Regions from separate parts of the Homo sapiens genome. Here region 2 is linked to region 1. Evidence: chromatin contacts called from ENCODE Hi-C or POLR2A ChIA-PET data. All regions are on one chromosome and are shown on one strand. Each heading gives the region's core, a stretch centred on a gene start or an enhancer-like site at or near the end of the contact. The rest is flanking DNA. Distances are from core to core; before and after follow the strand shown. Region 1 holds the start of TOMM7 (translocase of outer mitochondrial membrane 7). Region 2 has its middle 51 kb from the start of IL6.

What was found. A loop is a pair of places that touch in the nucleus more often than their neighbours do. ChIA-PET counts read pairs that join two places held with the same protein, here RNA polymerase II (POLR2A). Pooled maps may share reads with other maps.
Region 2: a loop to region 1 is called in a map of PC-3, with 7 times the contacts of the local background. The contact joins the enhancer-like site here to the promoter of TOMM7 in region 1. A Hi-C loop is called at or near these places in 2 of 168 maps with a recorded cell type or tissue (PC-3 and PC-9), 1 of 37 single-sample maps with no recorded cell type and 8 of 50 pooled maps. POLR2A ChIA-PET finds 5 or more read pairs at or near these places in 3 of 52 experiments (Caco-2, GM10248 and activated T-cell).

Annotation. Positions count from the first base shown.
Region 1 is chr7:22,821,275-22,824,275 of GRCh38, forward strand. TOMM7 (translocase of outer mitochondrial membrane 7) reads right to left here and starts at 1,575. Exons shown (of 3, transcript NM_019059.5): 1 at 1,403-1,575. The coding sequence starts at 1,505. LOC112267993 (a long non-coding RNA gene) reads left to right here and starts at 1,683. Exons shown (of 3, transcript XR_002956543.2): 1 at 1,683-2,425. RefSeq lists enhancers at 1,056-1,816, 1,486-1,565, 1,596-1,805.
Region 2 is chr7:22,674,865-22,677,865 of GRCh38, forward strand. No RefSeq gene overlaps it. Among named protein-coding and RNA genes, the nearest start is that of IL6, 51 kb to the right of the region's middle. RefSeq lists a silencer at 2,866-3,001. Within about 2 kb of position 1,492, at least 4 of the 41 ENCODE cell types and tissues checked have a DNase peak (open chromatin) inside an H3K27ac peak, as active enhancers do; they include PC-3, where a contact is called at or near this core.

The sequences.
Region 1 (3,001 bases), core at 325-2,824:
GTGGCGGGCGCTGTAGTCCCAGCTGTGCGGGAGGCTGAGGCAGGAGAATGGCGAGAACCCGGGAGGCGGAGCTTGCAGTGAGCTGAGATCGCGCCACTGCACTCCAGCCTGGGCGAGGCAGACCCCGTCTCAAAAAAAAAAAAAAAAAAGAAAAAGAAAAAACTACAGCCTGGCCGCGGTGATTCACACTTGTAATCCCAGCACTTTGGGAGGCCGCGCGCGGGGCGGAGGCCGGCTGGAGGGGAGGTAGCTAACTTGAGGCCAGGAGTTTGAGGCCAGCCTGGCCCACATAAGCAAAACCCCGTCTCTACTAAAAATATAAACATTAGCCGCGAGCGGTGGCTGCAAGTCTGTAATCACAGCTACTCGGGAGGCTAAGGGGGAAGGATCGCTTGATCCCGAGAGGCAGAGATTGCGGTGGGCAGAGATCGCGCCACTACACTCCAGCCTGGGCACACAGCGACTGTCTCAAAAAGGAAAAAAGGAAAAAAAAAGACAGAAAAGAAAAGAAAAAACTACAGAATAGGTCCCAGTCTGCAACCCTAACTGAAAAATATTAACAAATCCTTGCAGTAAGTGACCGAGCCTGTTGGCACCAGCCTGTAGTCCCAGCTACTTGGGAGACTGAGGTGGAAGGATCGCTAGAGCACAGGAGGGGAAGGTTGCAATGAGCCGGGATAGCGCCACTGCACTCCAGTCTGGGTGACAGAGCGAGACTCTGTCTTAAAAACAAAAACCAAAAAAACCCCAAATCCTTTAAGTGCGCTATAATGGTTAAGACTATGGGCTCTGATGCCCCACTGCCTGAGCCCCTAACTCCCTCAGTCAGCATAGCTGTGCGACCTTGGCAAAAAAGTTTCTCTACGGCTGTTTCCTCACCTGTAAAATGGGGGCAGTAATAGAAATCATCCAAACCCTTCATCGTACAGGTAAGAAAGCAGAGGCATCCAACGACTATTATTATAATCATGCTTTCATGGCAGTGGTACTTTCACGAGGTGTCTCGATTCCCTGAACAGGACTCTTTCCACTTAGGACCACATGGAGCGGTGAGGAAAAACACCCCGAGAACCACCTAGTGCTAGAGAGTGAATTAGTGACTTTCACATCCACTGGGGTCATCCAACCCTCCCTACAATCCCGAGAAATATGACCTCCACTTTAAGGATGCAAAAATAGAAAAGGAGGGATTGCAAGACTGCTTAAAGACCATGCAACTATAAAGCGATAGAACGGGAACTCGAACTCAGGTTAGATCGGCCCCACTTGACCAGACAGCCTCAGGGGCCGTGCACGGCAGTGTCCCCTATTTTTCTCTCCCTCCCCCGACGGCCAAAAATGGGGCTGCTGTCTCCGCCACCCTCTTCCCTCCAGTCACTTTCCCGGTTCTTCTCCCACTGACCCAGGTAAATCACAAGAGGGATAAAGCCCCAGCGAATGGCAAACTGGCTCCCCTTGAAGAGCTGCTGTAGTCTCTGCTTGGCCTCTTTGCTCAGCTTCACCATGGCGACGGCCGTGTGGCGCAGGGAGGACCCCTTACAGCAACCACAGCGTCGGGAATCCGAAAGGGAAAGGAGGTGCGCAGGCGCCACACACGGCCTTTACGGCAGGAGTCGTGAGCGTCGCCAGCAGAGGTCGTAATTCATCGCCTTTAACCTTCCCTGCTCTTCCGCCTCGCCGGCAGTAGTAGGCGCATGCGTGGTTGCGATCATGGCTGGCGGTAACTTCGCGTTTCTGTTACCCATTTTTAAAACGCATCTTCAGGTGTTCCTTCCTTCTCATGGAAGGAACATTAATTAAATTCAGAGGGACTGGGTTTTAGTCCTAACTCTTATTCCTACTGGCTGTGTAACCGTGGACAAATTATTTAACTTCTCAGAATCAGGTTGTTCAAACCTGAGGTTGAACTGCAAAAAGGTTACGAAGTGACACTCAGTAGGGCCCGAATCCATGTTTTCTTTGATCCCAATCTTTTTTAAAAAAATTTCTTTTAATTACTTGCCAACATTTTAGAATTTGGAAATCTCACATGAAATTCTGGACTTTTGAAGCTGAGGAATTCCATTGCAACAATCAAGGAGACTAAATAGGAAATGACACTTCTGTTTGGCCATCTTGCCCTCATTGGTTTAGAATGGCAGTGGTTCTCAACCCTGGCTGCACATTAGAATCACTTTAGGAGAGGTAAAACCATACTCACGCTGGAGACCTACTCCTAGAAATTCTAAAGAGTTTGGGGCTGGGAACTGGCCATTGATCTGCCTTTGAAGTTTCCCAAGTGATTCCCAACCTCTGATGTAATAAATTTCTGGCTGCTGTCGTATTTGAGATTTGACCCCCCCAGGTCTAAGACTTAATTGATTTTTAAGGCTGTAAGACATTTCTAAGACTTTGACTTTTAAGACTTTCCTGCCTCATTCTGAAGGTACGTAGTCGTTTTCTGTGCCCAATGTCTGTGCTCCTAAAAATTTCCCCTTGCTGACCTCTGTGGCTTGCGCCTGTAATTCTGGCTATTTGGGAGGCTGAGGCGGGAGGACCACTTGAGTTTGATGCTGCAGTGAGCTGTGATTGGGTCACTTGCTGTAAGCTCCCAAAGGGTTCACTTTGCCCGCTGCCTGGACAGAGCCGATTGATCAACACTGGGGAATTACAATAAAGAGTAATTCACGCAGAGCTGGCTGTGCAGGAGACCAGAGTTTTATTATTACTCAAATCAGTATCCCATAGCATTCGGGGATCAGAGTTTTTAAGGACAATTTGGTGCGTGGGGAGACAGCCAGTAAGTCGGAAGTGCTGATTGGTTGGGTCAGAGATGAAATCACAGGGAGTGGAAGCTGTCTTGTACTGCCTCAGTTCCTGGGTCGGGGCCACAAGATCAGATGAGCCAGTTTGCCGATCTGGGTGGTGCCAGCTGATCCATTTTGCAGGCTCTGCAAAGTATCTCAAGCACTGATGTTAGGCTTTACAATAGTGTTATTCCCAGGAGCAATTTGGGAAGGGT
Region 2 (3,001 bases), core at 242-2,741, 150 kb before region 1:
AACTTTTTCAAAAACTAAAATTAAAAAAAAAAAATTCTTTTAGAGACAAAGTCTCACTGTGTTGCCCAGGCTGAAGTACAGTGGAGTGATCACAGCTCACTGCAGCCTTGAACTCCTCGGCTCAAGCAATCCTTTTGCCTCAGCCTCCCAAGTAGCTAGGACTGCAGGCATGAGCCACCAAGCCCAGCTAATATATTTTTTATTTTTAGGGATGAGATCTCACTATGTTGCCCAGGTTGGTCACAAACTCCTGGCCTCAAGCAATCCTCCCACCTTAGCCTCCAGAGTCACTGGAATAACAGACATGAAGCACCATGCCTTTTTAAATGATGTGCATGTATACCTTTGATTAAAATGTTTTTTTTTTTTCAAAAAGAGACAATAAAACAAATATAAAGGATGTTAGTTCTTAACTAACTCAACTTATCAACTCCTCCAGATAAGGGGTCTTATTCCCCTTCTTCTCAGCATCTGGCACAGAGAGGCACTCAACAAATGTTTGCTGTTTAATTGATTGCTTTATTGATTAATTGAAACAAGCAGTCAAAAATATTCATAGGTTTCTTGAGCTACACTGATAGAAAATTCTAGGAAAAAAATTAATAGCTAACACTCTTTAAACATCTACTATTTGACATCCTCTGTTCTAAGTGCTGGGCATTTATCATATTGCTAAATCCTCAAAACAATCTCACGAGGAAGATACTGACATTGTTCCTGTTTTATCAACAAAGAAACTGAAGGACAATGAGGTTGTATAACTCATTCCAAGTCACACAGCCAGGAAGTATCAAAGCTGGGTCTAGGCCAGGTGCGGTGGCTCATGCTTGTAATCCCAGCACTTTGGGAGGCCGAGGTGGGTGGATTGCCTGAGCTCAGGAGTTTGAGACCAGCCTGGGCAATATGGTGATGCCTCATCTCTACTAAATTAGCCGGGCGTGGTGGTAGGTGCCTGTAATCCCAGCTACTCAGGAGGCTGAGGCAGGAGAATTGCTTGAACCCAGGAGGTGGAGGTTGCAGTGAGCCGAGAACACGCCACTAACACTCCAGCCTGGGCAACAGAGCGAGACTCTGTCTCACCAAAAAAACCAAAAACAAACAAAAAACAGCTAGGCCTAAACCCAGGCTGGCTGACTCTGAAGTCTCTACTCTTGACTGATGAGCTTTATAATCAAGAAGGAGGTGTCCTGTGGTCACGCCACAACTGGAATATTATGTTCTGTTTTGAACACACACACACACACACACACACACACACACTTCAGAAGTGGAATGTAATCACAGGAAGTTGAACAGGATGTGAGGAGATCAAAAACCATAACAGTGGGTGTGAGGAATGGTTTTTAGATGAAAACAGTCTAATCATGCTTGAAGAGGGCTGATAAAGAACAGGGATTGGATTTGTTTTTTATGACCCAAGTAGTAAAACCAGAATCAACAGTAGAGATTAGTTGGGGCTATATTTCAGTTTAAGGAAGAAATTTTCCACAGTTCCATAGGACATCAAGTGCTTTGGAAATAGTTTCATTACTGAAAATCATAAGCCCATCAACCTCCAGGCTCGGAAGAAACTAAGGAATTTCATCCAGTCACCCTCAGGATGCTTGGATCACCTTTATAGCACACTCCTAAAAGGTCTTCTCAAACATCCCAGGGACAAAGAATACACCAGAGATGGCACACTCTTTTCTTTTTTAATCAGAGTTACCTGTGCACATAGTTGAGTCAAATCTGTAAGATTCATTAAGAAAAGCAGAAGTCCTTCCCTAGAGGCACCCACTTTCAATTTTCTTTGGTAATTCTTTTAGAAAGATTTACCTCTGTATTTCTAAATAACATGCTTGTATTGCTATTTCTTTATTTTTCCGTGTTAGGTATTCTCCACTAACCACCCACAATGTTGGATGAAGATTTCATTATTTCATTCCGCATACACAATACACACACCCTCTCCATGTTCTTATTATTCCAACATAGTTTATGTACTGATTTGGGTTAGATCAGTATTTAGTGTTCACATTATTATAACTACATAAACACTATTCAGAGCTGAGTCATGGGGTAAATCATAATTATTTCTCCTCTTCTATACAACTCTTGTGTTTCCCTGAAATTAATTGAAGAACCTTACTTTTTGTTTTCACTTAGTTTTTCATGTATTTATCAGTAATTCAAACCCTCAATTTTCTGCCAAATGTCTGAATTTCCTCTCAAGACATTCAGACACATCGGATATTCAAGCCATTTCACCTCTTTGAAGAAGCCTCTCTCAGAGCCTCTGGGCCTATCCTAATGTGAACTGATTACCTCCAAGCCTGGTGCAGAGTTACCATCTGGGAATTTTCCTTTACCATTTCTGGAGATTCCCTTTACCCTTCTCCCACTTTGTGTATCTCCAGTCTTTTTCTCCTTTGGTTTTCTCCATTGTTTTAGTGGTGCCAGAGTGGCTTCCTGAGAAAGGCTGTGTGGGAGGTAAACTTTTTGAATCTTTTCAAGGCTAGATATGTCTTTATTCTACCATAACTTGATTCAAAATTGTATTCCAGCTTCTCTTGTTGCTACTGAGAAGTCTAGAGTCATTCTGGTAGCTGGTTCTTTGTATATGACCTGTCTTGTCTTCCTTGAAGCTTTTTTTTTTTTTTTTTTTTTTGAGACCAGGTTTCACTCTTGTTGCCCAGGCTGGAGTGTAATGGTGCGATCTCAGCTCACTGCAACATCTGCCTCCCAGGTTCAAGTGATTCTCCTGTCTCAGTCTCCCTAGTAGCTGGGATTACAGGCGCCCACGACCACGCCCGGCTAATTTTTGTATTTTTAGTAGGGACGGGGTTTCATCATATTGGTCAGGCTGGTCTCAAACTCCTGACCTTGGGTGATCCGCCCACCTCAGCCTCCCAAAGTGGTGGGACTACAAGCATGAGCCACCGCGCCTGGCCTCCTTGAAGATTTTAATATCTTCCTGAGTGTCCTGAAATTTCACAATGCTATGTTGGGTGTGGGTCTA